Linked DNA regions of Homo sapiens: region 1 is linked to region 2. A link is an interaction called in ENCODE POLR2A ChIA-PET data of the cell type or tissue named here. Cell type or tissue: B cell. All regions are shown on one strand. Links, peaks and the distances in the headings refer to the core of each region. The heading gives the core; the rest is flanking DNA.

Region 1 (15,480 bases), core at 5,738-13,737, 510 kb after region 2:
CCAATCCACCGTGGAGGAGCCACTCCAGTTCCAAAGAGAAAGATCAATAAACCTCAGGTGAATGGCCCAAAAGCCATCCCTGTACACGCAGAGGGTGCATTCTGGGACATGTGGATACCTTCTCCCAGGACAGGAAGCAAAACCAGCAGGCAGAGACGTGAGCCTCCCTGCTCTTGCCGGAGCCAACCTGGAGCCCTCATCTCGGTCCCCAGGGAAGCACAGACCCCCACCTCCACCGCAGCCAAAAGACTTCCTGTTGACTTTCCCAGCAGCATCCAGCCCAGTCTTGTGGGGAGAGGCGGCAGGGGGAGGAGACAGAGAAAGATGAGCTCCTGGCAGCTGTGACTGGGGGGAGAGAAATGCGGTTCCAATCTGTTCCTGCTCACCCCACAGACGGGCGGTGTCTTATTTCAAAATCCAGGGCAGCTGAGGGACTGAAGGAAGAGGGGGACACCTTCTAACTGGGGTTTTCTTTCATTTCACCCCATGGCGCCTTACACAGGAAAGAGCTGGAAGGTCTCGGGCTCCTGGCATCCAGCCAAAGTCTCAGGCAGGGGCCCAGACACTGGGCTGTGTTATCACTCCAGGTAGCCCGGGAGTCAGCGACGGCAGAGCTCCACCCCTACCCCGACCACTGCACAGTACCCCGTCTCCAGGACAGCTCAGCAGCCAGGCTGCTCCAGGGTTCAAATCCAGACACTTAACTGTGGGGGCCTCAGGCAAGTGGCTGAAGCTCTCTGCGCCTTGATTTCCTAATCTGGAAAATGGGATGATGAAAGTAACTGTTGGGCAGGGCAAGGGGTAAGTGAAAGCCAGCGTTTGAGAGTGATGTGGTTAGGACCGTTGTTGTGACCACATACTGAGCCTTCTCCTCCCACCTGAGACAAGGGTTTCACTGACTGTTGCCAGAAAGATCTAGACCCAGAAGGACCAGGAAAGTCGTCTCATTCACAATCCCAGAGGGAAGGGGAGGTCCCCGTGCCAGCTGGCTGCTGCAGGGGAGAGGGTGGGAGACAGATGGGGGACAGAGGAGCAGGGGCAGCAGGAGGAACGGCCGGCAGGGAAGTCCGCCTGAGATCTAAAGGACTGTCCACCAGGAGGACAGCTCAGGCTCTCCCCACTGAGAAAGACTCCTCTGGACAGTTGGGCTGAGGATTCCCAGGTCCTCTGGGTGGAGCAGAATCAGCCATCACTGAAGCCACACAGGCTTGCAAGCACAAGTGGGGGACTGCCCAGGTATCTCTGTTTCACAGGGGCCAGGCACCAAGGCCAGGGTGGCCAGAGGACATGACGCAGCCCAGTAGGGGCCTCGCAGAACCACCAGCCAAGAAGACACATGCAGAAGCACGCAAGTGTTCCGAGGAGGCAAACTTCCTGCTGGACTGAACATGGGGAGCTGAGCTTCCAATCACTGAGCCGGGCTGTCCGGCCCGCTTCTCTCTTCCTGAACAGAAGGTCCCCAGACAGAGCAGCCAGGCAACAGCATGGCCAAGCAGGGGTCTGCATTCCAGTCCTGCCCTGCAGCCTGACCAGGCTGTCGCCCTCCCAGGAGACACGGGACTGGCCAGGGCTCCCCTAGGCTGCCACAGGAATAAGGCAGGGCTGTGACCTCTTCCATGGCCCAGGCACCTGGGGGAGGGACCATGAGCTCCAGTTCAGGGGACAGACAGGAAACGGATAGTCCGCCCTCCCCCCAACCACGGAGCTGGCTTCTCCTCCACCGCATCCTCCCCAGCCATGCCCCCCACCAGAAGACCACCGCACCCAATGGGTGGTTTTGCAGCGACACCCAGCCCAATGAAGTTACCTGGTGGGGGCCTTGGGGGATGCAGCCTCCTGAAATACACACGGGCAGTGGGTGAGTCGGAGGCTGCGTGGGGCCTTGCTTCCTGGGGATGGCCAGGAGGTGCCTCAACCATCTGTAACCCGAGCCCACAGTGACCGGGACTTGCTGCTTCCCCATCCCAGCCCTCTCCTATCAGCATCCGCTAAGCGTCAGTCAGCAGGTGCCGGCACGGCCTAAGGCAGGCCTGCAGTTAGACCAGCACCGGGGGAGGGACCGGGAGAGAGACCTCTAGAGTGGAAGCCACAGCCCCTCTTCCTCCTAGGCTGGGCAACAGACCACCATTCCCAGCCAGCCCTGGGGAAGGGGGAGGGGTCAGCTGGGTCGCAGGTACAGCGCTGGGGTCCCCTGAGGTGGCTGCTGCTGATTACGGCCCCTCTTCTTCCTGGGCTGGGCAACAGACCACCATCCCCGGCCCACCCTAGGGAAGCGGGAGGGGTCAGCTGGGGCACAGGTACAGCGCCGGGGTCCCTGCGGCGGCTGCTGCTGACCACGGGCCTGTTACTCCTCCTCCAGCTGGGTTGCCACTCCGGTCCTGAAAGCGCCTCCCTCAGCTCCCAACTCGTGCCCAGGAGGCAGCCGACACCCCAAGCGCTGCCACAGCAGGAGGCTGGGCCTGCAAGTGTGACCCGCCTGGGGAGGGGCAGAGGGAAAGACCACCTCCGTTCAAACAGCGGCCTTCTCCCTCCCCTCGGGGGTTCCCACAGGGTCTCCAGTCTCTCTCTGGCCAAGAGGTAAGGAGAGGCAGGAAAGTTTCAGGAACATCGGCAGAGAAGAGACAGGGCAGGCTGCTAGAGGAAGCAGGTTGTAGGGTGCCTAAGGCTTCAGGCTGGGCTTTGGGAGGCCAGGGTATGGGCAACCAGGAGGCTCAGGCAGGGAAATCTGTCCCGCAGGGACCCTGGGAGACAGGGGAGAGGGGACATGACAGCCGTCCCTTGCTGCCTCCTGGCTGTGGCTTCCAGGGGCCTCAGCTCAGACCAGAAGCACCCCATGCACCGGGTCTCGGTCCAGCCTGGAAGCACGGCCCACAGACCTACATGACTACCTGGGCAGTGATCCCCAAAAGGTCCCCCGTCACCAGCTGGGGAGCTCCCGAGGGGAGGGTGGCTTTGCAGAGCATCTGGAGACATCAATGGGCCGTGAGGAAAGGAGGAGGCGTGGACATCCTCACGGCCTTAAGAGAAAATCAAGGCAGAGCTGGAGGCTGGGCGTGGCGGCTCACACCTGTAATCCCAGCACTTTGGGAAGCCGAGGTGGGCAGATCACTTGAGGTCAGGAGTTCAAGACCAGCCTGGCCAACATGGTGAAAACCGGTCCCTGCTAAAAATACAAAAACTAGCCTGCCATGGTGACACGCGCCTGTAGTCCCAGCTACTCAGGAGGCTGAGGCAGGAGAATTGCTTGAACCCAGGAGGTGGAGATTGCAGTGAGCCAAGATGGCACCACTGCACTCCAGCCTGGGCAACAGAGTAAAACTCCATCTTAAGAAAAAAAAAGAGCAGAGCTGGAGGCCAGGCGGCTCTCAGAGCCTGACAAGGAGGCCGTGGGGCTGGGCTGCCTTTCCGGCCATCTGAGGGGCAGGGACTGGCCCAGCCTGAGCTTCAGACCCACAAGAGGCTGAACCGGAGCGGGACTCCGAGATGAGGCAGGGCTATCCTGTCCACACCTGTGTCCAGGCCTCAACAGCCACCCTCTCCAGGAACTCAGTTTGATGGTCTCTCAGGCTGAGAGGCTGTCAAGGGGCTGTAAGGTGCCGCAACGTGTGAGTCGGTGGGTTCTGATGTGTGACAGCTCGGGGCACTCCCCCCACCGCCAGGGAACAGGAATGAGGAGCCCCCCACTCCCAGTGTCTGGCAGGTAGGAGGCCGCCACTGGACTGTGTGCCCAGGTGCCACCAGACCCCGAGGGCCCACGGATACGGCACATGACCTTTAATGACCAACGCCTGTGCAGCAGGTGCTGAGGTGCCCCAACCCCGAGCAAGGCTGGGTTCCTGGAACCCCCCCTCCGGTAGGAGGATTTGCAGCTGAGGAATTCTTAAGAAATTTTTTGGTAGCAAACAAAGCATGGGGCTGGACGGTGGACCTATGAGTGCCCTCACATGAATGCGGATATAGACAGAAAAGACGGCAAACATTTGTGAACAAAAGGAATGGCTCCTGCGTATTGAACTTCCACTTACCGGCCCTTGTCTGGTATAAAGTCCTCAGGAACTCTCCAACAGCTTCAGTTAGAAACGTGCTTTTGTTTGGCTATGTGGAAAATTCTATACACACTAAGATATATGATGTTTCTGGTCCTCTCTACGAATGTTCTATGCTTTCTGGGTTTATGATTTGGAATTTGCAGACCTCTGCTGCCTCTGTTCCAGAGTCACAAGGATCTTGGATGCAGGAAACATTTTCTATGTGCAAGGGCCCCCTTCCCCTCTGCCAGGGTCCATCGGCCTCTCTCTGTCCACAGGTGTCACCCAAACCCTTGCACCTGTGGCCTCCTCTTTCTAATTACCTCGTGCAACTCGTCAACAGCTTCCCCACCTCCAGAGCTTGGCTGCTGGAGACACACAAGGCACACAGAATCCGTGAAATGACACTGAGCATCTATTAGGCACTTATTGTGTGCCTCGTTTGGTAATAATAAGTAAAATCACAATGCTCTGGGCACATGAGTACACTTCCTTATGTTCATCCTCCCAGCAACTCAATGAGATGGCTCTATAAATGGGGAAACTGAGGACAGGGAGGCCAGATTGGCCCAAAGCCACAGGTTAGGAGGGGTAGGGCCAAAATTCAAATCCAGATAGTCTGGTACCAAATCCCAGTTTTTCACACGAAAGGCATCTTGTAACTCCTCGAGAAGGCTGGGACTATTATTTTCATTGTACAGATGAGGAAACCAAGATGCCAAATGGCCAGACAGCCCTGGAGCCAGGAGGTGGGCCCAGTGGCTTATGGGAGCACATGGAATGGAGCCCATGGGAGGCTCGAGGTTGGGATCCCGCATCTTATCCTGGTCTAAGGGATGAGGTGACTGGGAGTGTCAGAGACACTCTGGGACTGGCCATCCAGGTGCTCTGCATCCAGTTCCAGCGTTGAGTGGGCGAGGGTGGACAACCTGCCACCCAGCAGGGCTGCTGTCCGTATCCCGGTGGCTCTTCAAAGCCTGGCTAAGCAAAGCAAGACTGTCCTCGGACCAGAGTGACCCCCAAGCCACACAAGCACTCAGTTATGCTTCGGAGGATGCAGGACTGGGAAGGTCTTCCTCCCACCGCATCCTCACCCAGCTCCTCCATGGGGCAGCTGGCTCCAGGCACAGACCAGACGTCCCTCTCCCTGCCTGCTGCCGGCATGTCCCTGGCTTCACTGCTGCTTCAGGGAGGGGCCCAAGAGCTCCCCGGCCCCGTTATTCATCACACTCCGTTCAGAGGGCCGGGGGCTCAGCACCAACGCCAAGCATCCAGCAGCAAAACCACGGGTTGGAAAGAGCCACAGTGCTGCTCTGATCTGGCCCCATCCCATACCGGGTGCCGTTCTCACCAGCTCCTTCCTGTTCCTGGCCCCACCTCTCAGGTACCACAAGCTCTGCAGGTCCAAAGCCAAATTCACCAGCCCTTGACCCTCTCCAGCTGGGATTAGGGTGAGGCCTTCGTCCAGGTGCAAAAGTTAAGGCAGTGCCAAAAAATCCAGGAATCAAACAATATTTTGAAGCAACATTTTAAACAAATCAAATTCCACGCTGAACAAACTCTGACAGGGCTGTGCACGTGCAGGGCTGGGCCTGTCTTAATTTAAAATTCCAACATTTGTTCATCATAGAGATTACTATGCATCATTTCGATATTGAAAAATACTGCATTAAATACTATCTGTGTTGATTCCTGAGCTCTTTGGTGTCCCCTTACATTTTGCTCCTGACAAGTGCCTGACACACCTTGCCCCAGCCGGCCCTGCTCTCCAGGTGCCCTCCTGGGGCTGTCCTGCCCACGCTCCTCGCAGCCACCAGGAGCCACTGAGCCACTGCATCTGCCTTATTTTGCTCCTTATGCCTCCGCACCGTCCACCTCGCCATGCTTCCCTCGTGTGCCTTGGTCGCACGTCAGCTCCAGACAGGAGCCCGGTGGGCTGGGAGCTCATACTAATGCTGCCTTCCCTCGGCTTCGGTGCCGGGCACAGGGCAGCACTGGAGATTTCTTTTTTTTTCTTTTTTTTTTTTTTTTTGAGACATAGTCTCACTCTGTCACCCAGGCTGGAGTGCAGTGGCGCAATTTTGGCTCACTGCAACCTCCACCTCCTAGGTTCAAGCTCTGCCTCCTGGAATCAAGCAGATTCTCCTGCCTCAGCCTACCGAGTAGCTGGGACTACAGGTACACGCCACCACACCCAGCTAATTTTTATATTTTTAGTAGAGACGGGGTTTTGCCATGTTGGCCAGGCTGGTCTCGAACTCCTGACCTCAGGTGATCTGCCTGCCTCAACTTCCCAAAGTGCTGGGATTACAGGTGTGAGGCACCACGCCTGGCCGAGACTTCTTGAATAAACAAACATTACCGGCATGGAGATCCGCCCAGGGAACCTGCTCAGACTCTGCCATTGCACCTCTGCCTGCTGCGCCCAGAGGCAACCCAGGGCCGCTCCAGCCGCCTCCACCTGGCCACCTCCTGGCCCTCACCCAGGCCGGCTTGTCCCACCCTGTGGGCCAAGAAAACGATCTAGTGGGTGGTGACCAGCATTTTTTTTTTAATTTGAAAAGAATACACTCACCAGCGGTGGCAGCAACCCAATGTCCCTCAGCTGATGAAGGCAACATGTCTGTCCACAATGGAATGGTCCATGCCATGGTGGAATATTACTCAGGGACGCACTGGCACCTGCCACAATGTGGATGGACCTTGGAAACATGACACCAAGTGGAGAAGCCAGACACAAAGGCCAAACGTGCAATTCTCTGTACAAGAAATGTCTAGAATCGGCCAGGCGCAGTAGCTCACGCCTGTAATTCCAGAACTTTGGGAGGCCAAGGCAGGAGGATCATTTGAGCCCAGGAGTTCAAGACCAGCCTGGGCAACATGGTGAAACCCCATCTCTACAAAAAATACAAAAATTAGCCGGGCATGGTGGCACAGGCCTGTAGTCTCAGCTACTCGGGAGGCCATGGTGGGAGGATGGCTTGAGCCTGGGAGGTGGAGGTTGCAGTGAGCAGAGATTGAGCCATTGCACCCCAGCCTGGGTGACAGAGTGAGACCCTATCTCAAAAAAAAAAAAAAAAAAAAAAAGAATCCACACAGATAGGAAGGAAATATGGAGGAGGAGGGCAGGATTGATAGCTAAAGGCTACGGGGTTTCTTCTTAAGAAAAAAATTTTCTAAATTTCTCAAATTTTCAATTTTCTAAAATTGGTTGTGGTGACGATGGTTGCACTACTCTCTGAATAGACTGAAAACCATGGAATTATGCACTTTAAATGGGTGGATTGGGCCACGCGGTGACTCATGCCTGTAATCCCAGCACTTTGGGAGGCTGAGGCGGGTGGATCACCTGAGGTCAGGAGTTCGAGACCAGCCTCAACATGGAGAAACCCCGTCTCTACTAAAAATACAAAATTAGCCGGGCGTAGTGGTACATGTCTGTAATCTCAGCTACTCGGGAGGCTGAGGCAGGAGAATTGGTTGAACCCAGGAGGCGGAGGTTGCAGTCAGCCGAGATGGCGCCACTGCACTCCAGCCTAGGCGACAAGAGTGAAACTCCGTCTCAAAAAAATAAATAAATAAATAAATTGGTGGATTGTATAGTAGCTTACTTGGATCTCAATAAAGCTGTTTAAAAAAAAATGAAAAAAAGCCTTCCCTCTCTCCAAAACAAACAAACAAAAAGAAAAAAAGAGAGAGGGGAAAAAAAAAAAAAAAAAGAAAATACTGAGTGTAGCACACGCATGGTAAAGGTAAGAATTCCATCACGGAAATTTGGTTTCATTAATACATCCCATCCCCACCCCCACCCCATATATAGGTGTGTCCTGGTTCGTGGTGTCAATCGCATGTCTTTCTGGAGGCTGCAGTCCAGACTGGTTTTGAAAGCTGCTCTCTGGGCAACTCCAAACTTCTCATAATTCCTGAAGCCCTTGGCCTGCTGGGACCACTCAGCCCCCTAGACCCAGTCCCGTCACTACCTACTCAAGACTGCAGCCTTGGGGAGGGGGGCTCTCTCCTAAGGGTGCAGGGGTCCTGTGGCTTCATCCCCTCTCAGAATACACATCACCCTGCACTGCACACATGTGCCTCAACATGGAGCATCCCAGGACGCTGGCCACAGTCAGTCATGTTTGCACACCGACTGATCGATCGTGCTCTGCTGATCAATCATGTCAATCACCGCGCTGCACACTGTCCTCACTAAGCGAGCTAAAGCAACCCCCTCGGAATAAGCTGACGGATTTTAAATAAGCTAAAAGACACTTTTCTAGGAAAAAAATAGTAATGAATTTTAAGAAGAAAGAAAAACTCCCAAACTCACAGACCCATGGAAAAAGTTTAAGTTTTTAAAGTGCTAGACTCCCCCAAAAGTATCAGGCTCAGATGGTTTCACGAGTGAATTCTTGAAAAGTTTTAACAGAGAGATTATTATGTTGCTGCTTAAAATGTTCCAGAAGGCAGAGGGTAAAAGAAATGCATCCAAATTGTTTTTGCTAAGCCAGCACAATGCAGACACCAAAACTGATAAAAATAGCACACACACACACACACACACACACACACACACACGCCCCACCCGCTCCAGACCAAGCTCGCTGCTGTGTATCCAAGCAATACCATCTACCCCTACCTCGCTGCTGAAACCAAAATACATTCCAATGGATTCATGATTTCAACATGTAAAAATGAAACCACAGAAGTACTAGAAGAAAACGTGGGTGAAATTCTTTCCTATAATTTCAGAACGCAGGAGACCTCTAAACAGGATGTGAATTCCAAAAGCTAAAAGGGAAAGCAGAGACTTGACAATATCAGGATTAAAATGTTCTGTGTAGAAGAACATCCCAGAAACAAAATCAAAAGTAGGCAGCTGGGGACAAGATACTCGTACCTGCTGTGATAAAGATGTACAAATAACTCTTTTTTTTTTTTAGACAGGATCTCACTCTGTCACCCAGGCTGGAGTGCAGTGGTATGACCACAGCTCACAGCAGCCTCAAACTCCCAGACTCAAATGATCCTCCCACATCAGCCTCCCGAGTAGCCGGGACTACAGGCGCACCACCTCACCCAGCTAATTTTTGCAGAGATGCGGTTTTGCCATGTTGCCTAGGCTGGTCTCGAACTCCTAAGCTCAAGCAATCCGCCCACTTCAGCCTCCCAAAGTGCTGGGATTATAGGTGTTAGCCATCACGCCTGGCTTACAAAGAACTCTTTTTAAAAAATTTCAACAAGAAAAGGATACACCTTCCAAATGAAAAGAGAACACAGGGCCCTGGCCTATAACATACGAAGAGATAATCCCTCTCGCTTGACCGAGATGCACAAAATAAAACACCAATTGGAGAGCATTTGGCCCTCAGCCAGGGGTAAGGGGCATAGGACCTCCCTGCTGGACCATCACTGCACAGGGCCCAGCAGACAGCTGAGCAGGTCGACGAGGGGAGGGGTCCTAAAAAATTCTAGTAACCACTTTAGAGGCCAATTCAGGAACAAGGATCAATTTTTTTTTTTTTTTTTTTTTTTTGATAGGGAGTCTCGCTCTGTCACCCAGGCTGGAGTGCAATGGCACGATCTTGGCTCACTGCAACCTCTGCCTGCTGGGTTCAAGCAAGTCTCCTGCCTTAGCCTCCTGAGTAACTGGGACTACAGGCACAAGCCACCATGCCCAGCTAATTTTTGTATTTTTAGTAGAGATGGGGTTTCACCATGTTGGCCAGGCTGGTCTTGAACTCCTGACCTCAAGTGATCAGCCCGCCTTGGCCTCCCAAAGTGCTGGGATTACAGGTGTGAGCCACTGTGCCCAGCAGATCAAAACTTAAATGCACACATCCTTGACACAGAAATTCACTAAGAGCTCATCCTTCAGTCATGTGTGCACATGTACAAGTGCGAGAACATCTGTTGCAGCCTCTCAATCACAGTGGGAAGCTGGACAAGCCTGGCAGGGCCATGGGACAGCTGATGACACAACCATTAAAAGGAACGTGCTACTTTGGGAGGCCGAGGTGGGCGGATCTCAAGGTCAGGAGTTCAAGAGCAGCCTGGCCAACATGGTGAAACCCCGTCTCTACTAAAAATACAAAAATTAGCCAGGTGTGGTGGCAAGCACCTGTGATTTCAGCTACTTGGGAGGCTGAGGCAGGAGAATCGCTTGAAAGCGGAAGGCGAAAGGTGGAGGTTACAGTGAGCCACAGTGAGCTGAGATCGCACCACTGCACTCCAGCCTGGGCCACGCTCTGTCAAAAAAAAAAAAAAAGAAAAAGAAAAAGGAACGTGCTACATCTACAAGTGGCAACAGTGTTGTTAAATGGAAAAAATAAAAGCTGGTAGCAGAAGTCTGATTTCCTTTGTGTTCTTGAAAAGTCTATATTTACACATTGACTTTTTTTACACAAGCCCTGAATGACTCTGCAGGAATAAAATTCAGGAGAATGCCACACCCAGCTGTCAACATGGCCACCCCTTGGGAGAGAGTTGGGGAATGGGAGAGAAAAACTTCTTTCCAAATTTCATGTGATCTTCATTTTCTATCTAAGAATGACTGGGCATCGCTTTTTTTTTTTTTTCCCAGATGGGAGTCTTGTTCTGTTGCCCAGGCTGGACTGCACTGGCACAATCTCAGCTCACTGCAACCTCCGCCTCCTGGGTTCAAGTGATTCTCCTGCCTCAGCCTCCCAAGCAGCTGGGACTACAGGTGCCCGCCACCACGCCCCGTCGTGCATTGCTTTTTAGGATGAAGAAAGGGAAAGGTCACAGGGAGAATGGGAGCCAGAACACAGAGCAGGGCTTCTAAACACCAGCTTGCGGGTGAGAGAGACACGGGGCGACACCACCGGCCTGGAACCTAGGGATGGCATGAGGTGCTGCCCAGGGGCTTCAGACAAGGCCTGCTTGCTGATTAAGTAAGGGTTGTGTTGGCTTTTGTTTATGTGCTTGTTTAACACGAATCCCCCAGGCGCTCCACCCTGCTTCACGAATCATCACTGTCCACTCTAACCACGCTGCACAGGAAGAATTGTGCCCACTTCCACAATGAGAAAACGGACCAGAGAGGAAAGCCACTAGGCAGGGCAGGGGCGGCAGCCCAGGCAGTGTGAGGGCAAAGCCGGTGCTCCTCTGCCATTTCCCCACACACGAGTGGGCAAGGCATTACAGGAGTCTATATCTTAACCTCTGCGGGCCATTTTGGAAGGCGGCAGATGGAATCAGTGATTTCCAGGGCCATTTCCAGTTCCAGGTTTCAGACAGGGGCCGTGGAGTGGAATCGAGCTTGACCCAGGTGTGCTGATGGTAGCCATGTAACTGTGGACAAATCACTTTCCCCCTCACCTGCACTGGATGAGACCGGGAATCTCCACTCTGGGTTCTTTAAGAGTCCTGGGGCTCCACAGAGTACACCCAGTAGCAGCAGTGGGATGGGGGGACAGGGTCAGGGGAGCTCCATGCCTCCCTCAACTTTAATCAGAGCATCTCCACTTTAACCCCTTCCTGGGCCCAGTGTTCAGAGAGAACGGGAAGGAAGCTCAGCCCTGGCCATGGGCTACTCTAGCCTGTCAGTTACAGCCCATACCCCAGGAGCCCCCCTTGGACTGAAGGAGACAGAGTCACTTATAACACCCACAGAAAACCCCGGAGAGGAAGTGGAGTCCAACTGAGGAAGCGCCTCCCTGCAGCTCTCAGAAATGAGGTCACAGGTGAGACAGTGTGTCAGGGTGGACCACATGGCATCCTCCCAGGCTGTCTGCTGGAATCCAGGGTCTGGTTAGGGGCTGCCCACACTTTGGGCCCCGAGGCGGGGAGTCTGAGTGCGCTCCTCCAGGGCTGAATGTGCCCTCTGTCCACACCGCACAGAGCATGGCTGTCTGGCCGCGGCGCGCCCCTCCGGACAGGCTCGCCATTGTGCAGACCCTCAATCCCGGCAGCTGTCCCGGGCCTGGGAGGCGGCGGGTACAGACACAGCTCCTCTCTCTTCTGGCAGCTGCTCTGACTTCCTGGGACAAGTGCTGAGAGGCGGCCTCACCCAGTGCCATGTGTCTGGGGGCCGGGGCTCCATCCTGGGGCCAGGCTGGGTGGTCAGGGCCACAGAGCTGCAGGGGGCGGAGCAGAGAAACCGCCCCCAGCGCCTGCCTCCTGGCCCCACCCTTCCCCGCAGCTGCGCTCTATTTAAGGTATTCCACAGCTGCTCGGCACCCGCTGCATTCCCGGACCAGCCCTCCTTTCCTCTCACCACTGCACGGTGCTTGGCAGGCCGGCGAGGGGAGGGGTTCTCTTCCTGGGCTCTGGAGCCAGGCTCTGTTCTCTGGCCCCACCCCGTCCCACCACGAAGGAGACACACCGGGCCTGGCCAATCCTCCCGCATTGATTCCTGTTCCCCCAGCACATGCGGGACTTCCCACTCTAGACCTAGGTCTGAGAGGCTCCAGGGACAGTTCGGAGAAGGAGGGTACTTGTTCTTAGAAGGGGAAAGAGAAAGAGACCCAATCCCAAAGTAAAAGGGGACCTGGGTGCCCTCTGCAAGCAGCTCAGGAAAATGGGAGGAGGTGGGAGCAGCGGGACCTTCCGAGTAAGGCATCCCGGCAGGAACGTCAGTGCCTTCTGGACACCTCCAGAAGCAGAAGCACACAGCCCCACAGAAAAATCCTGCAGGCTCAGGACCCGAGGCATGACACGATCCAAACTCACTGCTTCATCAGACACCAGTGAGTCCCTCGACGCTTACCAAGGCCCCCTGCCTTACACCTGGTACTGGACGAACCTGCACACCCTGCCTCAGGGAGTCCACAGTCCAGGGATAGGCTCAGAGCCTATGTGGGGTGTCCTGTAAACACGGGGCCAGAAGCTGGGCTGTCTATGGGGCCCTTCCTCCCTAAATCACAGTGGTCACCCTCTCCCCAACTTCACAGTCCCTGATCCCCACCAGGAACTTCTGGGGCCCAGTAGGTGTCCCTCCCTTGCAGGCTGATGCCCGCCCTCCCCACCCCCCACTCAGGCTCAGCTCTGACCCCACTTTCCCCAAAGCCACCTCTTCACTGCTCTGTGTTGGGTGGTTCCAGGGAGCCCTGTGCTTTGATTAACCCTATACTCAACGCTGTACTGGCAGCCCTGCTGTCTGTGCTGAGATTCCTCCCTGTTCTGCCCCTGGAACACACGGCCCGGTGCGGACCAAGTATGCGAAGAGCCACGCCCACCATCATCAGCTCGGGGGGGCCTGACCCCCTGCTCCCTCAACGCTCCACCCACATGACAAAGATTTCCAGACCCTCTGGGTCACAGGAAAACTACTGAGACATGCTGCCATGTCTACCCCGCCCCAATTTCACATCCATGTTCACAAGTGGCCCCAGAACCACTGTGGACTCCCTTCTTGGTTCTTGGGGTGGGTGGATACATGAGAGCTCAGCCCCCAGCCACCTCTGCAGATGCCTCTTTGACAGATCAAGAAATTGAGGCTGGGAGGGGTGGAATGATAGTTCAGAACCAGTTGACTCATGGGGCAGAGCTGGGACATGCCCAGAACTGAGCTGGGCACTGGGCCTGGCCTCCCTCTTGCCCCCAGTGAGCATCCCAAGAAGGCAGAGAACCAGACCCATGAACGAGCGCTGAGCACCCGCCTTATAAGGCAGCTCTGGAGAAACTTGGCTGGTGTGGCTGAGGAGCCGGAGGGGGGTAACTCTGGTGGGGGGGGCTCTGAGCCAGCAGCCAGCCCTTGCAGGCTCAGTACTGGGTGCTGCAGCCCAGCCCCACCCCACTCCACCCAGAGGCACCCATGTTGGGGGGCAGGAAAAGAGCAGGGATCCAGGAGAGGAGGCAAGGCCGTCCCCACCCAGAGCCTGAGAGGACCAGGGATGACCCCAAAGGATGAGCGCCCTTCTGTGGGAGGACAGCAAGGAGGGTGCCAAGTCCAGGGGCAGGGCCAGAGCCTCGGAAACCGAGAATCCACCCCACCAGCATAAAGCTCAGACCTCACCAGGCCCTGGGGCGGAGGAGCAGGCAGGGATGCCTCTGCCCTCTGCAGCGCCTCTCTTCCTCTCCCTCCCCTTCAACCATCTAGGTGCCCACACTCCCTCCTGAAATGCTGACTCCTTCCAGAACCCCCACACTGAAGCCAACACCCACCCACTGAGCCCTCCAGCACAACCTCCAGAGGAGAGACCAGGTGTCCTGGGGGTAAAGTTGACCAGGAAAGTTTCTGCTTGGTCTCTAGGGACGACCCATGGGGGTCACTACATCTGCCTACAAGAACCACAAAAAAGCCATCCCAACTCACCACCAGTGGCTCACTCCTTCAGCATAATTTCATGGCACACCTATTATGTCCAAGTCACTTACTTGGTATCTTATGGGATTTTTTTTTTTTTTTTTTTTTTTTTTGAGACAGGGTCTCACTCTGTCTCCTAGGCTGGAGTGCAGTGGCACAATCTCAGCTCACCGCAGCCTCAACCTCCCATGCTTAGGTGGTCCTCCCACCTCAACCTCCCCAGTAGCTGGGACTACAAGCGCATGCTATCATGCCTGGCTAATTTTTTGTATTTTTTGTAAAGATAGGGTTTCTCTATGTTGCCCAGGCTAGTCCCAAACTCCTGGGCTCAAGCAATCTGCCTGCTTCGGCCTCCAAAGTGCTGGATTTACAGGCATGAGCCACTGCACCTGGCCCCTTATGGGATTCTTTATAAAAACCAAGACAGGCTGGGCACGGTGGCATGATCCCAGCACTTTGGGAGGTCAGGGAAGCTGAGGTGGGTGGGTCACGAGGTCAGGAGTTCGAGACCAGCCTGGCCTATATGGTGAAACCCCGTCTCTACTAAAAATACAAAAGTTAGCCAGGCGTGGTAGCCCACGCCTATAGTCCCAGCTACTCGGGAGGCTGAGGCAGAAGAATCGCTTGAACCTGGGAGGCAGAGGTTGCAGTAAGCTGAGATCATGCCACTGCACTCCAGCCTGGGTGATAGAGAGAGACTCCATCTCAAAAAACAAAAAACAAAAAAAAAACACAAAAAAAAACAAAGACAACAGCCCTACCCTCAGAATCTAGTGGGGGCATGAAAGGAATTTTGAAGACTATACAGCAAAACCTCAAGCATGGATATCGCTGGCTTACAGGTGAATTTTAGGTTCTTTCTCATTTCTGTACTTCCTGCATTTTAAAGAAAGGGTACTCGATTACTTTTTATGATCTGAAAAACTACTTTCACATTTAAAAAAAAAAGTCTAGCAGAGGAAAGAAAGTTTATACACAAATCATTTATATCCCAAGCCAAACACGAGGTATTTGGACCAGGTTTTGAGGGATGCATAGGAGTTCACCAAGGCAGTGATGTAAAGAGAAGCAGAGGTCAGGGTTCAGGAGGTCAGGGCAAAGGGGTTGTGAGGAAAGGTGTGAGAGACCAAGGGAAGACCAAAGCAGGAGAAGCTGGGAAGGAGAGAGGTGTGAGCTGAGCAGGAGAGT
Region 2 (15,480 bases), core at 4,447-12,446:
GGATCTCCAGGATTGATTGATTCATCTGTCCCTTCATCAATCATTTACACACGAACCCATGGGGTCCAAACTTGACGCACATTCTTGCTGGAACACAACCTGGCCTGACCCTTCCCTGCTCTGTGCCAGGCCCGCCCTGTGAACCCCAGATATGGTTGGGCTCTGCTGATGTCATGAATAATCTTAGCAACGCACGCCTTGTCAACTAGCCAGGGAGCTGACTGCCAAGAGAGGGAGGTTTGTGGTTTGACATCGTCCTTCCAGGAGACAAAGGGCCCACTCTCTGGCCACCAAGGAGTATTCTCCCATGCTCAGCGCTGGGAGAACCCACGTCCAGGACTGTGCCAGGCAGGCCCCTCTCCAGACTCGGGGAGGTGGAGGTCTGGGAGATGCCTCTTGTCCCGGGCACCTGGGGCTTGGCTGAGCTACCTGTGTCGCGGGGAGGGATGGGGGAGGCTCTCACTCTCTCACTCACACATCAGGAGTAGAAATGACAAATGACTCCCGCTGGGAACCCTGCCTGCCATCCTGCCGGATCATTTATCTCAGCAGCAAGTGATTTGCATACCGACAGGGTGGGAACTGCCTCTCTGCTCACCCTCCATTCCTTCTCCCACCCTGTTCCCACTCCAGCTCAACTCAAAACAGGGCTGCCTGCCCCAGCAGCCACCTTGGGTGTCACCCTAAAGTCCTTGAATGCCTCCTCCACTGAGACTGCTGAAAATGATTGCCATCTCTCCAAAAGGCTCCTATTAAATGGTGGAAGCTAACTCTAGGGAGCAAGTCAGCCCCTTCCTGGTTGTGGGGCCAGGGAAGAGGGGCTCAGGGCAAATGACACTGTGCCCTACTATTTGGATGTGCCCATGAGCATTTGCCCAGAAGGAGGGGAGTGGGAGGTGAAGGCTGACTGCCCACCCTTGCACCAGGTATCCTCACAGGCACCGTTACCCTGCTCAGCCTTCCAGCCTTGTTTTTCTTTCTTTCTTTCTTTCTTTCTTCTTCTTTTTTTTTGAGATGGGGTCTTACTTTGTTGCCCAGGCTGGAGTGCAGTGGTGCGATCATGGCTCACTGTAGCCTTGACTTCGTGGGCTCAAGTGATTCTCCCACCTCAGCTTCCTGAGTAGCCGGGACTACAGGCACGTGCCAGCATGCCTGGCTAATTTTTACATACATTTTTTGTAGAGATGATGTTTCACCATGTCGCCCAGGCTGGTCAAATTCCTGGGATCAAGCAATCCACCCACCTTGTCCTTCCAAAATGCTGGGATTACAGGTGTGAATCACTGTGCCCAGTTCCAGTCTCATTTTCTGGGGGGTGGAATGTTGCCCGAGGGCAAACAGGGGACAGGCAGGGTTTGAATCCCTTTCTCTCGACTCCAAAGTGTATAAGTACCTCTGAGTCTTCTTGTCACCAAGAGGCCACCTGCAACCTGGGGCATTCAGGGGAGAAAGGTCGCATGCTTAGGAAGCAGCAACCAGGTGCAGGTGCAGGGTGGTTGGAGGGTGTGGGCCAGGTGGCCTCTGCTTTCTTGCTTTCTTGTTCCCACTGCCTCTCTGTTTCCTGGTGACTTCATTCCTTCACCAGCCTGGCACCGCCACATGCCAGGAGACATCCAGATCCCCTCCATTTGCAGGGCCAGCCACTCAGGGTGGCACCTGGCTGGTCTCTAGCTGAGCGATGAGTTCCAGGTCGGGGGTGTGTCCCTGGGGATGAGGGGGTAAGGGCAGTGTAGGAAGTTCCAAAGGCTGGGAGGGAGGACAAGTCTCTAGGAGGTCAGGCTCAGGGGGCTGGGGTACCCCAGGGGAGAAGGGCCTGCACAGGCGACCCACTGGGGGTCTGTGCTGGTTTTGTCTAGGCTGGCCCTGCCCTCAAATCCCTTGCAAGCTGCCCTGCCTCAGGATGGAGGGAAGCCTCCTTCGACTTTATACCCAGTTAGAGCTTCAGGGGCCTTTGTGGAGTTCCCTCCTCCCAGGTCCTCTGCCCACCAGCTCTCTGAGCACTGCGCTCAGAGACCAGGCACAGCCCTGGAGGTTTCACTCAGTTTCTAGGCACAGCGGGGCCCGAGGAAGGCTTAGCATCTAAGCCAAGATAACAGTCTTCCTTTCTCCTGCACCACGAGAAATCAGTGTGCCACCCAGGGCAGGCAGTGAGCACATGCAGTATCCGTAGGAAATTTACAAACAATAATAAAACTGGCTAAAAGTTCGTCTGCTTTTTATTAACATCGTGCATCCGCACTTCTAAACAATGTCCCTGAAAATTTTTTTGGTTGGCCTCTGTTCTAAACAAGTTCTGCTTACTGTTGAGTTCTAATAATATATATGTAAGCTTCAAATTAGCACATTTTTATTACTTACTCTGATAAACATTGCATTCTTTGTGACAGTTAATTTGGAAAATGCCAGTTGTACAGTCAGCTCCCAGCACAAGGATGGCCACTGGTTTTCACGTTTCTAAGGTGTGGAATCATTTGAGGCGCCTTGGGTGTAGTCTATGTAACCAACCCCTGCAGAATTACATTCTCCTTCATTAAACAGATTAGAAATGCACAATGACAGCACAGGGATTGCAACGATGAAGCAACAGAGCTGGACTTCTTTCAGCTCCGTCATTCTGTGTGACCACAAATCCTCCTTATCTGCAATTCAAATTTAAAACAGTGAAAGAGGCCATGTGTGGTGGCTCAAGCCTGTAATCCCAGCACTTTGGGAGGCTGAGGCGGGCAGATCACCTGAGGTCAGGAGTTCGAAAGCAGCCTGGGCAACATGGTGAAACCCCCGTTTCTACTAAAAAAACAAACATTAGCCAGGCATGGCGGCACACGCCTGTAATCTCAGCTACTCAGGAGACTGAGGCAGGAGAATCACTTGAACCCAGGAGGTGGAGGTTGCAGTGAGCTGAGATTGCACCACTGTACTCCAGCCTGGACGACAAGAGTAAAACTTCATCACAAAAAAACAAAGAGTGAAACAGTGTGAACTGCAAGGAGAAGTGTTTGGTAAATACAAATTTTAGTTCATACATGAAATATTTTACTGAATTTGAATAATTTTTTAACATGAAAATTTATTCTTCTATGAAAACAGTTTTAAATCATAAACCAAAAAAGAACGTCTATTACTTTATAGCTGTATTAGTATCCTACGGTTGCTGTAACAAATTGTACCACAAACTTGGTGGCTTCAAGCAGCAGAAATGTATTTATGTATTTAAGACAAGGTCTTGCTCTATAGCCCAGGCTGGAGTGCAGGGGTAAGACCTTGGTTCACTGCAGCCTCGAACTCTTGGGCTCAAGCGATCCTCCAGCCTCAGCCTCCCAAGTAGCTGGGACTACATGCGTGCACCACCATGCCTGGCTATTTTTAAATTTTCTGTAGAGTTGGGGTCTTACTATGTTGCCCAGGCTTGTCTTGAGCTCCTGGCCTCAAGCATTGCTCCTACTTCGGCCACAGCATAAATGTCTTATCTTACAATTCTGGAGGCCAGAAGTCTTAAATGGGTTTCATCCGGGTGTTGGCAGGCCTGCGCTCCCTCTGCAGGCTCTTGCTAGGCATTCCTTGCCTTGTCGTTTCCAGCTCGTAGAGGCTGCACTAGGGACTTACTTGGAGTCTGTGCTGGTTTTGAGCCTGCATTCCTTGGCTCAGGGCCCCTTCCTAAATTCTCAGAGCCCTTCACTCCAATCTCTGCCTTCGTGGTTACACAGTCTCCTCTGCTCTCAAGTCTCCCTCTGTCTTCCTCTGACTAGGATCCATTTGATGACTCTTAGGGCCCACCCAGATAAAACAGGATAATCTCCCCATCTCAAGTTGCTTAATTTAATCACATTTGCAAAGTCCCTCTTTCCATATACGGTCACATTGAAAGGTTCTAGGGATTAGGACCTGGATTTTTGGGGCCTCATTATTCAGTCCACCACAATTACCAAAAATCCTTTTGTTGTATGGGGAGTGGGTTAAAAATGACCTACACTGGGTGTGAAAATGAGGCCTGAGGCATGGCACTGCAGAAAATGCCTGTGGACAGCAGGTTCTGTTGTAGATGAGATGACATGTGTGCCTGTGCATGTGGGGTGTGTGTGTGTGTGTGTGTGTGTGGGGTCCATAGGCTTGATTGTGAGGTGTGCAAAGGGTGAGTGTGGGGCTATTTTGAGGGCTATAAAATGCAGTCCTCCTTCAGGGTCAAGGCTATTTACACTCAGCACCTGTAAGGCCTTTATGTTTTGTGCTTATGAAGACTTTTCCCGGCACACACATCACTTGTTACCACCTGACATATGCCATGATACAGACTCAGTCTGGTTCATAATTCACTGAGAGCCTGCACTCTTCTTGGTTTTTTTTCTTCTTGAGATGGAGTTTCGCTCTTGTTACCCAGGCTGGAGTGCAGTGGCACGATCTCGGCTCACTGCAACCTCTGCCTCCCGGGTTCAAGCGATTCTCCTGCCTCAGCCTCCTGAATAGCTGGGATTACAGGTGTGTGCCACCACGCCCAGCTACTTTTTGTATTTTTATTTTTTATTTTTATTTTATTTTATTTTATTTTTTTGAGACGAAGTCTCGCTCTGTCACCCAGGCTGGAGGGCAGTGGCATGATTTCTGCTCACTGCAAACGCCATCTCCTGGGTTCACGCCATTCTGCCTCAGCCTCCCAAGTAGCTAGGACTATAGGTGCCCACCATCACTCCCGGCTAATTTTTTTTTTTTTTGTATATTTAGTAGAGATGGGGTTTCACCATGTTAGCCAGGATGGTCTCGATCTCCTGACCTCGTGATCTGCCCGTCTCAGCCTCCCAAAGTGCTGAGATTACAGGCGTGAGCCACCGCGCCCGGCCTACTTTTTGTATTTTTAGTAGAGACGGGGGTTTCACCATGTTGGCCAGGCTGGTCTTGAACTCCTGACCTCGGGTAATCCACCCGCCTCAGCCTCCCAAAGTGCTATGATTACACACGTGAGCCACTGTGCCTGGCCACATCTGTATTTTTAGTAGAGACAGCGTTTCACCACGTTGGCCGGGCTGGTATCGAAATCCTGACCTCAGTTGATCCACCCTCCTTGGCCTCCCAAGGTGCTGGGCTTACAGGCGTGAGCCACCACGCCCAGCCTCTTCTTTTTTTTAATATTAGAAAAAAAAAAAAAAAACCCACAGGGGAAAGCGCAAACACAGTCCCCCCCACTCCCCCACCGATTATGCAGTTGAATTTCCTGCATTTGGGAAAATTGCAGGGGTCAGCACACCTGGAATGTGAGCCTAACCCTGGGAAAACCACCTTTGTGATCATGGTGTCTCCTCTGCCAGGTAAGTATGCAGGGTACCCTTCTAAACGTGGGGACTCAGCAATGAACATGCAGACAAAATCCTTGCGCTGCGGCATCCATGTCACATCTGTGTCTGTTTCTCTCACTCATAGAATGTATGCGCCTCGAGGGCAGGCACTTTTTCTAATTAATTAGGAGTTATCTCCCTGGAAGATTGTCGACAAGTGGCAGAACTCAGTAATATTTACTAAACAGGTCCCATCGGGTCCCTCTCTGCGAGGTAAGAATTTAGAGTTACGATTCTCCAAGAAAAATGTCCCTACAGGGCACATAGAGGGAGCTTCTTGTTTCTGTCTCACGTGTCTGTGTGAAGAGACCACCAAACAGGCTTTGTGTGAGCAACAAGGCCGTTTATTTCACCTGGGTGCAGGCGGGCTGAGTCCAAAAAAGGAGTCAGCAAAGGGTGGTGGGATTATCATTAGTTCTTTTAGGTTTTGGGATAGGCATTGAAGTTAGGAGCAATGTTTTGCTGGCAGCGGGTGGATCTCACAAAGCACATTCTCAAGGGTGGGGAGAATTACAAAGAACCTTCTTAAGGGTGGGGGAGATTACAAAGAACCTTCTTAAGGGTGGAGAAGAAACAAATCACAATGGTGGAATGTCATCAGCTAAGGCTATTTCCACTTCTTTTGTGGATCGTCAGTTGCTTCAGGCCATCTGGATGCATACGTGGAAGTCACAGGGGATATGATGGCTTAGCTTGGGCTCAGAGGCCTGACAGTTTCCACATTGTTTTTTGTGGCAGTGCTATTGTTCTTCCCTAGAGTTTTCTCAGAGTCTTGCATTCTAGTGTCTATTGTGGATCCAGGTCGAGTTTTGAACGATTAAACGTGAAAGGCTGACAGATAATTTAGTTAAAATGTCTCGACCTAATAATGGAGCTGGGCAGGTGGGGATAACTAAAAAGGAGTGCATAAAAGAATGTTGTCCAAGTTGGCACTAGAGTTGGGGAGTTTTAAGGGGTTTAGAAGCCTGGCCGTCAATACCCACAACAGTTATGGAGGCAAGGGAGACAGGCCCTTGAAAAGAAGGTAATGCTGGCCGGGCGCGGTGGCTCACACCTGTAATCCCAGCACTTTGGGAGGCCGAGGCGGGCGGATCACGAGGTCAGGAGATCGAGACCATCCTGGCTAACACGGTGAAACCCCGTCTCTACTAAAAATACAAAAAATCAGCCGGGCGTGGTGGTGGGCGCCTGTAGTCCCAGCTACTCGGGAGGCTGAGGCAGGAGAATGGCGTGAACCCAGGAGGCGGAGCTTGCAGTGAGCCGAGATCACACCACTGCACTCCAGCCTGGGCGACAGAGCAAGACTCCCTCTCAAAAAAAAAAAAAAAAAAAAAGAAAAGAAAAGAAAAGAAAAGAAGGTAATGCGGATCCTTGGATGGCTCAGTTGCTGTTTTGCCGAGATACATACTAGGTGCCATGAAATCCATTGGGCTGGAAACATGGCCTTGGAAGAAATAATTTTCCCCAAATCATTGGATCAGAAAGACTTCCATTTGCACTTCCTTCTAATGTTCCCCTTTTCTCAAACAACACTTGCAGCCTCAGCACCCTTGGATTGCTCCCCAGTGATGCTACCTGTAGGGAGGCGAAGGAACAAGGGAATGAATGTCTCCACCTTCGGGCACGTGTTGGTCTCCAGGCAAACTCAGCCTGCTGCCTTAGCTTCATTTGGGGGTCTGATTGTATTCTAGCCCTGCAGAAAGGAGGACTTCATATTTCACTCCAGGTTTCAGGATTCAATTCAGAATCTTACTAATTCAGGGTAAAAACAAAACAAAACAAAATGGGGAGAATTTACAGAGAAGTGTTAGAAGCAACTCAAAGCCCAGACACTGCTCCTTTAGTGATGCCCCTTTAGAGATGTAAATAATCTAAATTTTCAGAGGGCAGAACGCTCTGTCCTTCCCTGGGGTGGAGCGGGAAGGAAGAGAGGCCCCCCAGAGGAACACCGGGCCTACCAAAGAACAAGCCCAAGGGGACAAGAGCCAGAACAAAGGAAGTGCGATTCAACAACATCCACCCCCGAAATGGACATCAATTGAGGTTGAGATTCCATCCTGGGGTTCTGACGATGCAAACCATGAGAACGAAGCTAAGGGAGATTTCTAAATGTCATCAATGGGCTTCTCTGTGGAGTTATAGCCTTGTTATTTATCATGCACTGTTGGGAACATTGAAGTCCTGTGTTCGGCAGAGCTGGAGTACTTTCAGGAGGCTTTCCTGCTGGGTTTCTCACCGCATACGTGTGAGCGGTTCTTCGTAGAGTTCCCAGAAATGGGAGGGGAATTTCTACTTTCTTCTTGCAATTCTTGTAGTAATTCTTCTAATAATTCTTTTCTTTTTTTTTTTTTCTCCTGTCTCAGCCTCCCGAGTAGCTGGGACTACAGGCGCCCGCCACCACGCCCGGCTAATTTTTTGTATTTTTAGTAGAGACGGGGTTTCACCGGGTTAGCCAGGATGGCTAATAATTCTTCTAATCCTCCTCCTCCTCCTCCTCCCCCCCCTTCTCCTTCCTCTCCTTCCTTCTTCTCCCTTCTTCATTCTCCTCTCCTCCTCCTCCTTCTCCTTCTCCTTCTTCCTTCTTTTCCCTTCTTCATTCTCCTCTCCTCCTCCTCTCCCTCCTCCCTCCTCCTCCCTCCTCCTCCTCCTCCTCTTCCTTCTCCTTCTTCTCTTTCTTCTTCATGCCTGTCTTCCAGGATCATACCAAACCAGGAGGAACACGGCAACAGGAGGGAAGCACAGTGAATCAGGGATGGTGTCAGCCCCTGCTGGCTCAGGACTGTGATTTGGGGCACTGCAGCACGCCTGCAAGGGTCACTCTGCATAAACCTGGCACTGTGGGAAATGGCTTACCTACCTGTGACCTGAAAAGCTCCATGTGTGTGGCCCATGGGCCTGGGGTTCAGGCCAAAGCCCCTCCCCACCACTGTTCCGAAGCCTGAACCCCACGTCTCAGCTCCTGCAGCTACTCCTCTACAGCTTAGAAAAGAAAGCCGCGTGTACGCCACGGCAAATCTGGACAGCCACAGCCTGGCTGTATTTCACCTTTATGCCTGCTGAGCTTCCTTCTGCTTTCAGAATGGGGAAATTCAGACGTCAATCTGAGCTTTCCAAGAAGTTTCAGTTCCGTTTTTTAGACTGAGAGGAGGCACACGGATAGGTTTTGCCCATATGATGATATGTAGGCAATAGGCAGGTCAGGTGCCCCACACCACTGCTCTCCAGCAAGGCTGCGGCTGCGATGCTCTCTGCTTTCCCTGGAGAGTCGGTCCTGTCTCCCTCCCTCTAATCTGACCCATTCGTATTGCTATGCGTGAACTTTTAACCAAGGGTTTGCCACCTCTTCATTATAACGTGGCTCTTACAGAGAAACTGCATTAAAAATGTGAAGCTGCACACCAACGACACGGCTGTGCAAACTCAATTCTGTAAAAAATATTCTGTTTAATTGATTTTCTAAAAAAATCTATTATGTTTCTGTGAGCCTATTGATCTGCAGCTCCACAGAAGTAATGAAGAAGCTTTGTAATCAATAAGCCCAAAGCATATCTTACCCAGTATCTCTTCTGCCGTCCGCCAAGGGCGTGACTGGCCGATTCCCCAGACAGCATCGTGAGTGTGAGCAGCCTTCTCTGTGTCTGTGGAGATTGATTTCTCTTGGCATAAACATAACAAATGAAACCCTGATGACTTTTCTTGCTCTGAAAGCCAAGGATATATCATATCAGTCATCATGAAACACACAAGAACACAATTTGCAAAAAGAAAAAAAAAAGAAAAGAAAAACGATGCATTTTTAACCTCAGTGCATTAACTCCTCCCCCATACTTAATCAGGATAATATGTTACTCCTGAGCTCTTACGATGGTCTTCTTTCTTTTATATCCACGCCTACCCCCCAATTCAGGTTGATTTCACAAGTCTTAGGATGTTTTTCTGTTTTGGCGGTGAATATAAAGTACAGGTAGCTGCAATCATGGGTTGATAATACTGAGTTGAGCAAACATTGCTATCTTATCCTCTAGAAAATAATAATGTCGAATGAGATAAGATGCCTGCAACACACACAAGCGGCGGTCGGGAAATATGGCAGACCCCATAGGGCAGCATTTGCTGGGGAAAGAAGAGCTCCTTGCCCCAGATAAGTAATCTTGGTTGCTGATTATTTCCAAATGTATCATTTGCATTTTGCCCTTAAACCAGAGGACACCGCCTAGGGTGGATAGTGATCTGATGCTGTGCAAACTCACCCTGCCGCATTAACAGATTTAAAGCAAACCTTTTTCAGGGCTAACCCTGTGCTGACCAATCACCACCTGGTCCAGAGAAGTTGGTTGCTGCAGCTGACTGGGTTGGGCGTGTGTGGTGCAAAATGAGATTGCCAGATCAGCAGGGACCAGATCCTGAAGGACTTTGCCTGAGGGCACCGGGGAGCCATGGAGGGATTTTTATGAGGGGAGGGAAGTGACCAACTGAGCAACTTTGTAGCCATCACTTGCTACCGTGTAGAACTGCAGTCCTCAGGCCCTTTTTCTGCACACCTAAAAATAATAATGATGGTGATAATAATAATGTTAACACACTGGACCAGGCTGCGCTCCAAGTTTTGCATGTAGCAACTCATTTAATCTTCACAACAACTCTGCAGGGAGCTCCTGTAATTCTCCCATTTTACAGATGAGGAAACTGAGGCACACAGAGAGGTCCCATGAGACAGGTGCCCGTCCCAGGAACCACACTCCCTTGGTCTGGCATGGGATTATACCCCTCTGTTCTCAGCTCTCAGGAATGTGTGCTGAATCGGAAGCACCCAGTGAAGATGTCTTTCATGGAGGAAAAATGACCTCGACTCAGTTCAAGTTTGTGTTCTAAAAAGCAAATCACTTGGGTAAAGTGGAATGGTTAGTAAGTAATTTCATGTGTATATCTTCCAGTGGACAAAGACCAACCTGATTTGGAGAGTGGAGTGGAAGTGGGGCAGCTGCAGAGAAAAGGGCAGGAGGATGGTGCAGTCTTAGGATGGTGGGGCGGGGGGTTTGGTGCCAGGCTCAGGATGGTGAGGGGGAGTGGGGAGTGAGGGGCTGGGCCCAGGTGTCCACCTGGAGTGGCCGGCGGATGGTGGTGCCGTTCAGATATACCTGCCGCTCGGGGCTAACCTGTATTTATCCCATCATTTCAGCCATTCACTGAGCGCCACCTCTGGGCAGCACTCTGCTGCGCCAGGTGCTGGGCTGAGGCAGTGACGCTGGGGATATTCGGGGAGCAGAGAAAGAGGAATTGAAGATGGATTGAAGAGCTGAACAGTTGAAATGGGTGCAAAAGAGAAATTCTGAGAGCTGCGTACGTGGTTCTATGAAGCATGTGTATACGCCATGCGCGTGTAAAAAAAAGTAAAACATTTTACATTTAATATCTCACTTCATCCTTACAACTAGCACAGAGGGAGGTCCTACTGGAAGATGGCCAGTCCCCACTTGCCTGCTAAGACAACTCCCTGAGTTGGCCCCCTTCGGAGAGTTGGGTTTCAGAGAATTGGCGTTGAGCCTGGAGCCCAGCTTGGAATCTGAGAGGGGGAGAGGGAGGACCCAGGGAATGGGAGTGGGAAGTAGAAGGGCACATTTCTTGTGTTGGGTCAGTGCCTGTCTTGGGGTGTTGGGATGGCTTCTCAAGTTGGAGCCCCCACCCCCAAGTGTCATGTGGTTCTGCTCTAAATCACTCAAAGCCCTGGAGCTTCATTCTGTCCAGATGACAAGACTGGGAGGCAATTTATTAACACAGTGGTCCCACGGGGGTGCCTCTTTGGCCTTTGGCACCAGAGGTTCTCAATTGAACGGCACACTAGAATTTTCGGGGGACCTTTTAAAACCTTCGATGGCTGGGCCGCACCTCGACCTGTTGGATCAGGGTCTCTGGGGTGAGGCCTGGGCACCCCCAATTTTTTTTTTTCTTTTGAGTTTCGCTCTTGTTGCCCAGGCTGGAGTGCAATGGCGCGATATCAGCTCACTGCAACCTCTGCCTCCTGGGTTCAAGTGATTCTCCTGCCTCAGCCTCCCAAGTAGCTGGGATTACAGGCGTGCACAACCGTGCCTGGCTACTTTTTGTATTTCTAGTAGAGACAGGGTTTCACTATGTTGGTCAGGCTGGTCTCGAACTCCTGACCTCAGGTGACCTGCCCACCTCGGCCTCCCAAAATTCTGGGATTACAGACGTAAGCCACCATGCCTGGCCTTTTTTTAAATTACGAATTTTGTTTATTTATATTATTATTATTTTTATTATTACACTTTAAGTTCTAGGGTACATGTGCACAGTGTGCAGGTTTGATACAAAGGTATACATGTACCATGTTGGTTTGCTGCACCCATCAACTCGTCATTTACATTAGGTATTTCTCCTAATGCTATCCCTCCCCCAGCCCCCCACCCCCTGACAGGTCCCGGTGTGTGATGTTCCCCGCCCTGTGTCCAAGTGATCTCATTGTTCAGTTCCCTCCTATGAGTGAGAACATGTGGTGTTTGGTTTTCTGTCCTTGTGATAGTTTGCTGAGAATGATGGTTTCCAGCTTCATCCATTCATCCATGTCCCTGCAAAGGACATGAACTCATCTTTTTTTCTTTTTCTTTTTCTTTTTTTTTTTCTTTTTTGAGATGGAGTCTCGCTCTGTCACCCAGGCTGGAGTGCAGTGGCACGATCTCAGCTCACTGCAAGCCCCGCCTCCCGGGTTCATGCCTTTCTCCTGCCTCAGCCTCCCGAATAGCTGGGACTACAGGTGCCCGCCACCGCGCCCGGCTAATTTTTTGTATTTTTAGTAGAGACAGGGTTTCACTGTGTTAGCCAGGATGGTCTCGATCTCCTGACCTCGTGATCCGCCCGCCTCAGCCTCCCAAAGTGCTGGGATTACAGGCGTGAGCCACCGCACCCGGCAAACTCATCCTTTTTTTAATGGCTGCCTAGTATTCCATGGTGTATATGTGTCACGTTTTCTTAATCCAGTCTATCATTGATGGACATTTGGGTTGGTTCCAAGTCTTTGCTATTGTGAATAGTGCCACAATAAACATACGTGTGCATGTGTCTTTATAGTAGCATGATTTAGAATCCTTTGGGCATATACCCAGTAATGGGATTGCTGGGTCAAATGGTATTTCTAGTTCTAGATCCTTGAGGGATCGCCTCACTGTCTTCCACAATGGTTGAACTAATTTACACTCCCACCAACAGTGTAAAAGTGTTCCTATTTCTACACTTCCTCTCCAGCATATGTTGTTTCCTGACTTTTTAATGATTGCCATTCTAACTGGCGTGAGATGGTATCTCATTATGGTTTTGATTTGCATTTCTCTGATGACCAGTGACGATGAGCATTTCTTCATGTGTCTGTTGGCTGCATAGATGTCTTCTTTTGAGAAGCATCTGTTCATATCCTTTGCCCACTTTTTGATGGGGTTGTTTGTTTTTTTCTTGTACATTTGTTTGAGTTCTTTATAGATTCTGGATATTAGCCCTTTGTCAGATGGGTAGATTGCAAAAATTTTCTCCCATTCTGTAGGCTGCCCGTTCACTCTGATGGTAGTTTCTTTTGCCATGCGGAAGCTCTTTAGTTTAATTAGATCCCATTTGTCTATTTTGGCTTTTGTTGCTGTTACTTTTGGTGTTTTAGCCATGAAGTCCTTGCCCATGCCTATGTCCTGACTGGTATTGCCTAGGTTTTCTTCTAGGGTTTTTATGGTTTTAGGTCTAACATTTAAGTCTTTAATCCATCTTGAATTAATTTTTGTATAAGGTGTAAGGAAGGGATCCAGTTTCAGCTTTCTACATATGGCTAGCCAGTTTTCCCAGCAACATTTATTAAATAGGGAATCCTTTCCCCATTTCTTGTTTTTGTCAGGTTTGTCAAAGATCAGGTGGTTGTAGATGTATGGTGTTATTTCTGAGGCTTCTGTTCTGTTCCATTAGTCTACATATATGTTTTGGTACTAATTCCATGCTGTTTTGGCTACTGTAGTCTTATAGTATAGTTTGAAGTCAGGTAGCATGATGCCTCTAGCTTTGTTCTTTTTGCTTAGGATTGTCTTGGCAATGCGGGCTCTTTTTTGGTTCCATATGAACTTTAAAGTAATTTTTTCCAATTCTGTGAGGAAAGTCATGGTAGCTTGATGGAGATGGCATTGACTGTATAAATTACCTTGGGCAGTATGGCCACATTCATGATATTGATTCTTCCTATCCATGAGCATGTAATGTTCTTCCATTTGTTTGTGTCCTCTTTTATTTCGTTGAGCAGTGGTTTGTAGTTCTCCTTGAAGAGGTCCTTCATATCCCTTGTAAGTTGGATTCCTAGGTATTTTATTCTCTTGTGAATTGTGAATGGGAGTTCATTCATGATTTGGCTCTCTGTTATTGGTGTATAGGAATGCTTGTGATTTTTGCAAATTGATTTTGTATCCTGAGACTTTGCTGAAGTTGCTTATCAGCTTAAGGAGATTTTGGGCTGAGATTATGGGGTTTTCTAAATATACAATCACGTCATTTGCAAACAGGGACAATATGACTTCCTCTTTTCCTAACTGAATACCCTTTATTTCTTTCTCTTGCCTGATTGCCCTGGCCAGAACTTCCAACACTATGTTGAATAGGAGTGGTGAGAGAGGGCATCCTTGTCTTGTGCTGGTTTTCAAAGGGAAGGCTTCCAGTTTTTGCCCATTCAGTATGATATTGGCTGTGGGTTTGTCAGAAATAGCTCTTATTATTTTGAGATAAGTTCCATCAATACCTAGTTTATTGAGAGTTTTTAGCATGAAGGGCTGTTGAATTTTGTCGAAGGCCTTTTCTGCATCTATTGAGATAATCATGTGGTTTTTGTCATTGGTTCTGTTTATGTGATGGATTATGTTTATTGATTTGCATATGTTGAACCATCCTTGCATCCCAGGGATGAAGCCAACTTGATTGTGGTGGATAAGCTTTTCGATATGCTGCTGGATTTGGTTTGCCAGTACTTTATTGAGGATTTTTGCATCGATGTTCATCATGGATATTGGTCTAAAATTTTCTTTTTTTGTTGTGTCTCTGCCAGGCTTTGGTATCAGGATGGTGTTGGCCTCATAAAATGAGTTAAGGAGGATTCCCTCTTTTTCTATTGATTGGAATAGTTTCAGAAGGAATGGTACAAGCTCCTTTTTGTGCCTCTGGTGGAATTCGGCTGTGAATCCATCTGGTCCTGGACTCTTTTTGGTTGGTAGGCTCTTAATTATTGCCTCAATTTCAGAGCCGTTATTGGTCTATTCAGAGATTCAACTTCTTCCTGGTTTAGTCTTGGAGGGTGTATGTGTCCAGGAATTTATCCATTTCATCTGGATTTTCTAGTTTATTTGCTTAGAGGTGTTTATAGAATTCTCTGAAGGTAGTTTGTATTTCTGTGGGATCGGTGGTGATATCCCCTTTATCATTTTTTATTGCATCTATTTGATTCTCCTCTCTTTTCTTCTTTATCAGTCTTGCTAGCAGTCTATCAATTTTGTTGATCTTTTCCAAAAACCAGCTCCTGGATTCATTGATTTTTTGAAGGGTTTTTGTGTCTCTATCTCTTTCAGTTCCACTCTGATCTTAGTTATTTCTTGCCTTCAGCTAGCTTTTCAATTTGTTTCCTCTTGCTTCTCTAGTTCTTTTAATGTGATGTTAGGGTATCGATTTTAGATCTTTCCTGCTTTCTCTCGTGGGCATTTAGTGCTATAAATTTCCCTCTACACACTGCTTTAAATGTGTCCCAGAGATGCTGGTACATTGAGGCACCCCCAATTTGTATAGCCCCCCTCAGTGATTCTCACCAGGTTGCAGCCAGATCCAAGGCCCCCTGGGATTAGCCATCGATCACACTTAAACATTAACACCCCAGATAGAACCACCCAGGAGATGCAGCGTGAGGACAGGGAGAGGGGGCCTGGCGGAGAAGGGGAAGGGGCAGGAAAGCCTCCAAGACCAATCCCCGTTTCCTCCCACGTGGCCCAGTGAGGGAAGGCCCACAGGCCGGTCGCTTTGGTGGAGGAGAATTGCGTGTGTGCCTGGCATGGAAAAGGCACTCCCCTCTTGTGTGCCAGGTGTGTGGCTGGATGGGGTGTGGGACGTAGGGGTGGAGCGGAGGATGGGGGTGGCTCTG

Evidence for each region. ChIA-PET counts read pairs that join two places held together with the same protein. Peaks named below come from ENCODE experiments on the same cell type or tissue, not always from the same donor. Only the 100,000 strongest peaks of a DNase experiment are listed, where the experiment ranks them.
Region 1: POLR2A ChIA-PET joins it to region 2 with 10 read pairs; 1 of 35 experiments calls an interaction of 5 or more read pairs at or near these places.

Annotation. Positions count from the first base shown.
Region 1 is chr17:77,406,208-77,421,687 of GRCh38, reverse strand. The region is part of intron 3 of SEPTIN9 (septin 9); the gene reads right to left. It overlaps LOC112268199 (a long non-coding RNA gene), which reads left to right. Exons shown (of 2, transcript XR_002958141.2): 2 at 1-4,504. Among named protein-coding and RNA genes, the nearest start is that of MIR4316, 17 kb to the right of the region's middle. RefSeq lists enhancers at 1,420-2,087, 11,970-12,474 and a silencer at 15,475-15,480. In B cell, for the core only: no CTCF peak of the experiment used is centred there; DNase peaks (open chromatin) are centred at 10,248 and 11,679; H3K27ac peaks cover 3,323 bases.
Region 2 is chr17:77,909,923-77,925,402 of GRCh38, reverse strand. It overlaps the pseudogene RNU1-80P. Among named protein-coding and RNA genes, the nearest start is that of LINC01973, 34 kb to the right of the region's middle. RefSeq lists a silencer at 4,886-5,090 and an enhancer at 8,239-8,760. In B cell, for the core only: no CTCF peak of the experiment used is centred there; DNase peaks (open chromatin) are centred at 8,432 and 10,582; H3K4me3 peaks cover 825 bases; H3K27me3 peaks cover 5,064 bases.